2 separate regions of the Homo sapiens genome follow, and region 1 is linked to region 2. The links are chromatin loops, found by intact Hi-C in ENCODE. Cell type or tissue: dorsolateral prefrontal cortex. All regions are shown on one strand. Each heading gives the region's core, and the rest is flanking DNA. Links, peaks and the distances in the headings are about the cores only. Region 1 overlaps HELZ (helicase with zinc finger). Region 2 overlaps PRKCA (protein kinase C alpha).

Evidence for each region. Hi-C counts contacts between places; a loop is a spot of excess contacts. Peaks named below come from ENCODE experiments on the same cell type or tissue, not always from the same donor. Only the 100,000 strongest peaks of a DNase experiment are listed, where the experiment ranks them.
Region 1: it touches region 2 in a loop (7-fold over the local background); 29 of 110 quality-filtered maps call a loop at or near these places.

The regions. Positions count from the first base shown.
Region 1 is chr17:67,156,061-67,161,440 of GRCh38, forward strand. It overlaps HELZ (helicase with zinc finger), which reads right to left. Exons shown (of 33, transcript NM_014877.4): 16 at 4,837-5,016; 17 at 4,201-4,302. Among named protein-coding and RNA genes, the nearest start is that of HELZ-AS1, 86 kb to the right of the region's middle. In dorsolateral prefrontal cortex, for the core only: CTCF peaks have their summits at 2,227 (motif pointing left) and 2,426; no DNase peak of the experiment used is centred there.
Region 2 is chr17:66,713,915-66,719,294 of GRCh38, forward strand. All of the region lies in intron 8 of PRKCA (protein kinase C alpha), which reads left to right. Among named protein-coding and RNA genes, the nearest start is that of MIR634, 70 kb to the right of the region's middle. RefSeq lists an enhancer at 579-1,275. In dorsolateral prefrontal cortex, for the core only: CTCF peaks have their summits at 1,986 (motif pointing right) and 2,191; DNase peaks (open chromatin) are centred at 817, 2,887 and 3,897; H3K27ac peaks cover 4,786 bases.

The DNA of each region.
Region 1 (5,380 bases), core at 265-5,264, 440 kb after region 2:
AGAAACTGCTAAAAAAGTAAAAAATTCCCTTGGGAATGATATTTGGTGAACAATGGCTAGGTTAATTAAAAAAAACAAAACATTTTTTGCTACCAACTTTAAAATACAACATGACCTTTTGTAATAGTGTATGCATGTGATTTTTTAATAAATATAAATACTAATCTAAAACAAAAGCTAATTATTTGAGTCATTATGAGAAAAAAAATTACCAATATTTGAATTTAACCTGTCACTTACAGGTGGCTTTTTAAAATTAAAATTATCTAGTTTCTCCCATATAAAAAGAATATTTACTTAAATCCTCATATTCTCCCAGCCACTGCCCAACCTCTCCCCTCCTTTCACAGCCAGGCTTCTTAGAAGTATTATCCAGATTGTTCTCTCCAGTTACCAACCTCCTATTCACTCCTCTAAACATTCAACATGGCTTACCCTCCATCTAATCAAGGGACATAAACAACTTCTACATCACTAAATCACATCGATGTTTCCAGGCCCAGCGAGTTACCTGACTTGGCAGCATGCAAAGTTCCGCTGTTGCTCCCTCCCAGGAACTCTCCCCTCAGCTTCCATGACTCAAGCTTTCTCTGCTTCCCTTCTAACTCTCCAGCCCTCCTCTCCCCTAACAATCTCATCTATGCTCACGCTTCAATCACCACCAATACCCTAGTGACTCACACATTTTCTCTCTCCAGCCAAGACCTCACCTCTGAGCTCCAATTAATATTTCATTGTAAAATTGAAAAAAAAAAAGTGGTTTTTCAAATTACTCATTTATATAGTATGGATATTTGTTCCCATCAAAATCTCACGTTGAAATGTAATCCCCAGTGTTGGAGGTAGGGCCCAGTGGGAGGTGTCTGAATCATGGCGGCAGATCCCTCATGAAGGGCTTGGGCCATCCCCTTGATGATAAGTAAGCTTTTGCTCTGAAATCTGGTCTTAAAAGTGTGTGGCACCTCCCACACGTACACTCACTCTCACTTGCTCCTGATTTCACCATGTGACATCCTGCTCCCCCTTCGCCTTCCACCACGATTGTAGCTTCCTGAGGCCTCCCTAGAAGCTGAGCAGATGCCAGCACCATGCTTTCTATAAAGCCTGCAGAACCATGAGCCAATTAAACCTCTTTTCTTTATAAATTATCCAGTCTCAGGTATTTCTTTATAGCAATGCAAGAACGGCCTAATACACTCATCAACTAACTCCAAGCACCTGCTTCTTCCTCAAAGAGGGGGGAAAAAAAGAAAGAAACTGAAGTTCTAAGTCTCACTGCTGACGTTTTCACAATTACCTTGGAAAGCTACCTCAAGTTGAAGCTAGTAAGAATACAAAGCTTGATCGCTGAGCCAATTTTCTTGAAAGCATAATATTCTAGTCCCAACTTTTAAAAGATTTTAAAATATTCTCTGTACTTTCATTTTGTGCAACATTTAAGTTAGACACTGTCTAAAAGATTATTTAAAACACAGCCAACATTTTTTTAAAATTGGAGAATTGACGGTAACAAGACAGTTTCAAGTTCACAGTATAAAATATAAGTAATACCAATTAAGGAATTTACATATTTTCCAGAAAGAAACCAATCCACATATCCCACACGAATTATAAGAGAGAGTCTGGTAATATATAATTTTAATTCACTGAAATTTTATTCCTGTAGTAAATTTATATGCAACAAATAACCCCCAAAATGTTATTACTTAAAAGACTATGAATAAGAATGACCTGATCACAGAAGAATATGCTTCTTTGAAGATCAATATAAAACAACAATTACCTTCCATTTTCCCAGAAAGCAGGAAATACACCCCTCCATAGATGACCTCTATCTGCAAAGCCATAAATCTGCCAGAACCAGATACTGATCTTGAGAACCACACACAAAAATATTTTCCCCTCTATTCCATTTTAAAATCTTCTAGTTCTAGTGAAGAAGTAAAAACTGAAACTAAACATGATCTAAAATGGTTTCTAAAATCTCCATCTCCAAATATTTTAAGTTCAGCTCAACTCCTGGCAACTAAAAGAATTTTACAAATTTTAACCATGAAGTATGTATATTTAAGCACATTTACAACTGTATTCACTATGTAATGTTTTGACTATTTTCACACTATAGCACTTTCCAGGGCCTGTTCCAGCCTATATCATGAAGAGAGCAAACTCTTCATGAGCCTTGCTCCCTAGAGACACCCATCTTCATGGTCATGAGCAGACACTTAGTGCCCTCTTGTGTTCTTTCCTCTGCATCCTGGGACAATTCAGATAAAGCTAATCTTCCCAGAGCACTCAGTCATTCTAATCTTCTCTATTCCATTTCACATGCCTCCCATGTTTGTTGTCTATTAGAAAAATTATAAATTAATGAGTTAATGTAATAATAGTGCTAATAAATCTGAACTCAATGCATGAATATTCTTAAGAAATACATTTGCAAGTTAACACCTTTCCCAAAGAGAAAAACTATGGCAAAAATGCAGGACTACATAAAGAAAATATTTGGGAAGTCAGGCTTTTTCTTACTTTATTCCATTTACTAAATGAAATCACATGAAATTTGCATTTGAATATATTTATAAATGTTTTTCCATCTTGGGCTGAACCACTTTCGAGACTTACAGACAGGTGTAAGTCTCTCTGTAAGTTAAAGGGCGAGTCTCGATACTTGGGCCACAACAACTATACATGTACCCTACTGAACATAACTTCTTATTCTGCATATCTAGATGCACCACATGTTTGATTATAACCTCCAAAAAATAATTTTACATGGAAAAAGCTAAATATAAGCTAGTCGAGTGACGGATTTAGTGTTCATCAGCAACAGCTCTACAGCCCCAAGTGTCAAATGACCTATGCTAAGTCGACCGAGATTTGAGGGGGCTTTACTCCACTGTTTTCACACCAAGTACACCACGATAACTGAGAAGGTCACACTTCCTATGTAACACACACATGCTCACTCTACCAACAATATAAGTGAACAAAACAACTTATATCATTAAAGTAAGAACACCTATAGCAAAAATGCTAACTACTCAACTTTCACTTACAAGCTCAGAGATTAGATTCTGAAGCAAACTATTTATTGATGAATGCATCCTTCAATAAATACCATGTTTTCATTTACAGTGATAGTGATTGTATATATGTAATATTTTCTCATTAAATACAACCAGATTCTATTTAAAATAATTACTGCTTCTTAATCTTCCAAAGTAAAAATAAAATATGGCATAAAAACCCGTGTTAATGGGTCACACCACTTTTTTCCTCTTTTGTTTTTTTAATGGAACTCTAAGATCATTCAAACAGCTTTGGTTATGATTACTGAAGAATTAAATAACATAATTTCATTTTTCCATGCTTGAGCTCAAGTAGAAATAAAACGTTAGTGACTTATGATTCAAAAGTGCAGTTAGAAATTAATTTATAAACAATTGTATTCAAACAACCTAGGGCATGACATATTAGTTTGTAAAATGGCAAAACTAAACATTAATTCATATAACAATGAAAGCAAATGGTATAATAAATAACAATTTGATGATTCTTTATTGTTTTCTGAAGAAAAGGATTTTTATTCCCCCATATCCTATATTTAAGTACATTTCATGTCCATATATACTCAGAGGACCTTTCTATATCAACCTTAAATTTTCTTTGACACTTTGTCTCTTAAATGGTAGCAAAAGTTGTTAAATACCAGTCAAGTACATTTTGTTGCAGAAATCATTTCAGTATTTCATGTTTATCTAATGTGTAGCTTCTATGAAATTACCTGCATGATCACAGCCAAAATTTTATTTTCATAAAGAACTGTCCACTGCATGACTAATCTGCCATGCAAAATATGTTAGAATTTTTACTGAACTAGATTTAATTTAAGTTATCATATTTATATTATTTCATCATACTAGCTTTTAGAGGTACATATCAAAATCTACTCAGGTTGAAACAATACACACAAAACTTAAAAAAGGATGTCTTTCTCTTACTTAATGTTTAAGAAATGAATAGTCAAAGATTTTTACATTTTTCCTTAATTTAAACAGTTTCTTCAAAAGACATAACCTCTAAATGTCAATGCATAAAGACTTTGGTATTTCCAAAGTTACTAAAATCTTTACAGACACCTTTTCTTAAGAATAATAAAGTATGATACAGATACATAATAAGCCTTAAAAAAAATACCTGAGAGGTCTTGCCTGGGGATTGCCTGCTTCTACATATGGATGTAAATAATCCTTTATGTAGAGATCAGCAGCACTATTAGAATGGGTGCAAATGAGAATCCTGCTGAAATAAATGGTGCAAATAAAAAGAATGATAAAACACAAAACTATTCAAGCAGTATAATACCAAAAAAAAAAGCAGTGGCCATCCTAATATTATACAATTCCCTTACCCTACTCAGTAATCCCTAGCATTATTCAGTGATACCTTTAGGAAATTACACTACTCTTTAAGTTAAAAAGGAAGTACCCCAAAATTATTTTTAAGTCTATCATATAAAATATACACATATATTTAAACCCAAGTCTTCTGGCTCTAATAGATACCACAATTCCATAGCAAACTTGTTCTGATGGCTATTTAAAAACTATTTTAAAACTTACTGTCTATACTACCAATTCTAAAAACAGTATGTTTTAAGAGAATTCAAATTTTTAGTGCTCTGGGGTTTGGATTTACGGCTTTTCCTTTTCTCTTTTTTTCATGTTTAAGAGCTGCATGAAAACTGTCTTGCTAGCCCTCATTGTGTATTTAAAACAAGAACAGAGGTAGTATCCTACCAGGGAAATATGAGCACGCTTCCCACCCTCTCACCTAGTCTCCTGTTGCTGCAGAATATGTTTGACAGCCTGAGCTAGAGTGAACGTTTTGCCTGTCCCATAGGGTCCGATGATAAGCACAGGCGGCAGCTGGATTGCAAGTGGAGTGGTAATGGCCAGAACAGCCTCTTTCTGTTTTGCATTTAGTCGAGGATCCAACTGTTCATCCCATTGTCTATGGAAAATAAAAATTTATGTTAAACACATGCATCTCGTTAATAAATAGAACATAACACACGAGTATCGTGAATTTCAGTGAACCATTAAAACCACTGAAATAGCATAGCATCTATAAAAACAAATGCTTATTCTAAAGCTACTTTTTATAAAGTTACCCAACAGAGTCAGTGTAGAGTGTTTTAACGTGTAAATCAAAATTAATTTTATCTTGTCCTACACTACGTACAAAAAGATTTTGGTAACTAATCTAAGGAAATCACATACTTCGAATCTAGCTGCTGCCAGGTCTTTAAGTAGAAATGGCAATGTTTCAAAAATGTAATTTCCCTCTGTTACAAAAAAGCATCAGAAAACTTTTT
Region 2 (5,380 bases), core at 101-5,100:
GGGGCAGGCAGGACACAGCCATAGTCTCAGCTCTTACTAGGGGTATTCGTTTTGTGACTCACATTCCCCCAGGTGCTCACAGCCTGTAGATACCCTTAGGGTCACAATAATTGTATTAATTTAGACTCCCTGGCTCTCTCCTGGCCCATTGACAAAACCTCTGTTCACTTCCAAAGCCCAGCAGTTGCAGCTGGGAGATCCCAGGAGTATCTCGTGCGGTGGTGAAGTGATCCGATCACACACCTTTCCTCTCCGGTGTGAGGCCCTCTGCTTTGAGGCCACTTGCATCCCAGCCATGTTCCCCCCCACCCGCTGCTTCCTTTGGGGAGAATGCCCCCTTGTGAGTCCACGCCCCCCTCAAGCTGCCAGGCCTCATGCATGGGGCCAGAGAGCTAGGGTGCAAATACCATGTGTAAAGGGAAAAGTGTCCTGACCTCAGCTGCCCTTGTGCCCTCAGGCCTGTGCCCACCGTTGGAGACAGGAAACACCTACCTCCACCTTGCCCTCAGGCAGCCCCTCCTGCTGGAGACCAGCTCCTCAGTCCTGTCCAAGTCCCCTGAGGGCAGCTGGGAAGCCCCTGTCTTTTTAGGAGAGGTCTCACTGTTCCACCCCCTCGTCTCTTCCCCCTTCCTGGAATGGAAATTTGTCTTCTGACGCTGCCACCTGGCAGCAGGCGATGGCTGTGGCGAGACTACTCAGAATGGCAGCAGCCACCAGCCCCGAGCTCTGATCACTCCCTCACCACTGCAGGATGGCGAGGCTCCCAAGCCTGCAGGACGAGAAAGGGAGTGTTGACCCATTTTACAGATGAAGAAACAGGCCTCAGAGAAGTGTGCAGTGCCTTTACTGGTGTCCCAGACCGCTGCTGGCAGACCCCAGATCCCATGCTTGTCACCTTCCTGAGCGCCTAGTGAGCTGCCTGACACAGAGGGCCCAGAGAATAGCCCAGAACAGTGCAGCTGCTGCTAGCCTTGGAAGCAGGTGTCCCATTGAGCTATAATTAGGCCCCTTGGTTTTAAAAACTGGTGTGGATTAAAAAGGCTCAGTGAGGGTAGGATGAAATCAATGATTATGGAAATATTGTGCTAAATTTAATGACAGTCGGCCCTGCTTTCAAATTGCTTGCTCCTGTCAGAGACATTTTATAAAAATTTTCCGTTGAGTAGTTGAGCAGTGTATCCAGCATTTCGGGGATAGGATGTGTTTTGTTTTTTGGTTTTTTTTTTTTTCTCTGTGAGGATGCCCAGTCATCCTGTTTTTCCTTTCTGCAGCAGCTGCACAGCCATGGAGGGAAGGCTCTGGAACCTTCTTCCTTGGGGAACTGGGTTTTATTGCCAGTTATAGCTTGGGTGCGTTTTTTGTTACTGTTTTTTATTGACTTCAGGAGCTGCTGTTCTGTGCTCGCTTAGCTTCAATTGGATTTTCCCAGAAGTGGCTTTTTCATTGAACTCTGCCCTCGTGTAACTGTCGTTACTTCTCACTATTTTCCAGGTCGTTCTTTGTTTCTAAGATAAACACCGTGGCTCCCTCGGACCACTCCAGGGCCCCCTGCAGCCCTCACTGCCTCCCTTCCCCCCAGGCCCTTTCTTGGATCTGTGGCTTGCAGAGTCTGCACCCAGTCAAGGGTTTGGAAAGATTCGGGAGACACAGAAAGGCCTACAACTGTTTGGATCTTTGTTTTCTAGAAATAGAGCACCCAGAGATCTTAAAACCCACTTTTGGCATCTGTAGTTCCGTTGGCACTCTATAGTTCCGTTGGCATTTTGCAAAGTCCTGGCACTTACGTGAGTGATTCAGGTCATCTACTATAAAGGATACAGTTTTTTTTTTGCATCTGCGTAGATACAATTTTGTGTCTTGTTTGTGCCATCTTGCCCCATTTACTGGGACTTCACCTCGGTAAGGCAGACTAGTGAATCTTAGGTGGATCTCTGCTAAAAGATCCCAGCCAAACTGCAGTTGCTTCAGAAACTGAATACCACAAGAGGGCAGTAAAGATTTGCAAATGAAAGATTCCATGACACCTGCACACAACAAACAGCAATCAACTGTTGCCTGGATGTCTTTACATTTTAGTGGACATAGAGATGAGATCACCACCTTGTGCTCCCCATTGCTTCTTGGCTTTAGAGGATCTTCAGTGTGCTGCAAAGAAGTCAAGGGTTTCCCAAGAGCTGGATGGCTCCTTCAGTCTATTCTTGCTTGCACTGGGCCCCAGCCCATTTTCTATCTCCCCGGGTTTTTTTTTTTAGCACCAGAGAATTACCCACTTCGAAGCCATGTTGCTGACAGTCTGAAAAACTATTTACTTTGATGATGTTTCTGAGTTCATGTGATTCTTGACCCTGCCACAGCCAACCCATAAAGCCAGTGTGGTGGTAATTCCAAAGGGGAGCATTCGAGCAGGAAAAGGAATAGGTTTCCAAAAATGATTAAGTGCCCAAAGTTCTCGAACAATGCTATGTCATGGCTGTTGCAGTGCGCACTGGGCCTTCCTCTAAGCCGGGCATCAGACGCAAGTGTGCCATCAGCTAGCTCCCTGGTGGGAGAAAAACATTGTTGCAGATGGAAAAACTTAAGGTCATTGGTGGGGAATCCTCATGTAAGCCTGGAGATTTAGCAATTGGGGAGAACGCGGTACAAGGGCAAACCGCCTTTCCAGGAGGTGTTTAGCAGGTGAGACAAGGCGTGCACCACCAAGATTAGCGATCCTAACAGATGTGTCAATTATCAACAGACAAATCTGGGAAACAGGGAAAAATTTGGTTGGCTGCAAAGAAAATCACACACCGGGATACTAGAGGTGAATATTATGTGGTATGAAAAGAACCAAGCACTTCGCAGTTTCCACATCTGGCAAAGTGCCAACACGTCAGGGTCCCACGTTTCTCCTTGGAGAATGGCTCAGTTGCCATGACAACGGAGGCCCTCTCGCTGCCTGTGAATTTATTTTAACCGTGGCAACAGCCAAAGTGGGTGTGTCCATGAAAATATTTCTTGTTAAGAAAACGATTGAATGTGTTGCCCTTACATTTTGCTCTGCTGAATACATACTTCATTCACCACCATTGTATGGCTGCAAAATTTCCTTTTCCTGTGCTGCCTGGCATAGCAAGCATTGTGGAAGAGCCTGAATAGTGATTTAATTCTAGTGCTCTTGAGATTCTTAATTGTCGCTGTTGTGATAGATTAAGAAGATACAGACATTGTACTGAAATCTAACTGCAAATGAGGATGAGTGATTTGAGAACCTGCGTGATACAGGGCAAGGGTCATCGAACTGCAATCCACAGCCCAGACCCCAGCGGCTGCCTGTCTTCACCATTAAGGCTTTATTGGAACACCTTCCCTCCTTTACTCACTTTTGCAGCTTTCGAGCTACAATGGCAGAGTTGGAGAGTTACAACAGAGACAGTATTTGGCCCACAAAGCCACAAATATTTACTATCTGGACCTTTACAGAAAAAGTTTGCTCACCCTCGATGTAGGAGGAAGAGCACTAGGTTCAAAGGCTGGAGTTCTGGATTCAGAGCTCAGGATGGAAAACTGATTTAGACATATCGCGGTGCCCCCTGGGCTCATTCTCCTCATCTGTAACATGGGCAGCCTTGATGAGACTATCCCCAAGTTGCTTTTGAATTCTAAAAGCTCTGTCATCCTCCTGCTGTTAGTCAAAGATTACAGCCCAGATGGGGCAACCTTAGCACAGGGAAACGTACGGGATGATCCAGCATCTAGTTTCAGGGCCTCTGTAGAGAACAGAGCGTCCTTCTCTTCCTCCACCAGCACTGCCACGAAGCGGCGCAGAGGCTGTGGTGAAGTTAGCTCTCTAGACCTCAGCATCTTCATCTGCATCCTAGGCAGGTCAGACTCCCCAGGGACCCTTCTGTGGCTGACAGTCTGTGGTTCTGAGGCCCTCGCTGCAGTTGCCAGCAGGAGAAAGAATGACTCATGCCTGTGATTTGCTGGTCACCTGTGATTCCCGCCTCCGGGAGAAAACTCCAAGTAGCAGGTGTTGACCCAGTTGTGTGGGAGGAATCACCCAGGCCCTTATTTCCAGGTTGCACTTACAGATCGGATTGTGCAACCAGAAAAATGCCGTCAGAAGGAAGTGGGGTGGCTTGGGGGACTGACTTACTAAGGATCACTGTTAAGCTCTCCATACAAATTAGCTCCCCTTCTGTCTTAGTCCACTCGGGCTGCTATAGCAAAATACCATAAACTGCATGGCTTACAAACTGCATATGTTTCTCTCTCTTAGTTCTGAATGCTGGGAAGTCTAAAATCAAGGCAGGTGAGGTGTCTGGTGAAGGCTCACTTTCTGATTCACAGATGGCATCTTCTGGCTTTGCCCACACATGGTAGATGGGATGAGGAGCCTCTCAGGCCTCTTTTTATTAAAGTTTTTATTATTTAGAGACAGGGTCTCATTCTGATGCCCAGGCGGGAGTGCAGTGGCACAATCACTGTTCACTGCATCCTCGAATTCCTGGGCTCAAGCAATCCTCCTGCTTCAGCCTCCCGAGTAGCTAGGACTACAGGTGCACGCCACTGTGCCTGGCTAATTTTTAAAATTATTTTTTGTAGAGATGGGGGTCTCACTGTGTTGACTAGGCTGTTCTCAAACTCCCAGCCTCAAGCTATCTTTCTGCCTCAGCCTTTCAAAAATGCTGGGATTAGAGGCATCAGCCTGGGATCACACCCAGCTTCCAAGGCCTCTTTTATAAGGGCACTAATCCCATTCGTGAGGGATCCACCCTCATGACCTAGTCACCTTCCAAAGGCCCTGCCTCCTGACACCATCATCTTGGGGCTAAGGATTTCAACATGTGAATTTGAGGGAGACACATTCAAACCATAGCACCTTCCAAGACCACTTTCTGTGTTGTGGAAGAAAAGATGTGTTTTTGTTTTGACATCTGAACATAAAACACATATACACAGCCACATGTGAGAAAGAAGTACAGTTAAAAATTCCAACTGTGAATTTAGACACACAACCCAAAAGAAACCAAGAGCCTGCCTTCAGGAATTAGGCTGCCTTGACTCTGGGCTTCTTCCTCTTCTCTTTGACTATTCATGGTGAGATTAAAATGTCTGTCCTTGTGCAGCTGGGCACAAGGGTACTTGTTTGTGACCTCCCCAAAAAGGTCACAAACAAGTAATTAATGTTTCATTCATCCAGGAATCTATCCTGGGGACTTCAAGGATGCACACATATTTAGACCACAAAATTGTTCATCTGCATGTCATTGAAAACAGAACTAGGAAAAACCTAGGTGTCTAACAATAAGGAATGGTTACATCAGCTACAGTAGAGCCGTGTAGTAGGATATGATGCAGTCACTCAAATCATGTGGCAGAAGAGTGCTTATAACCA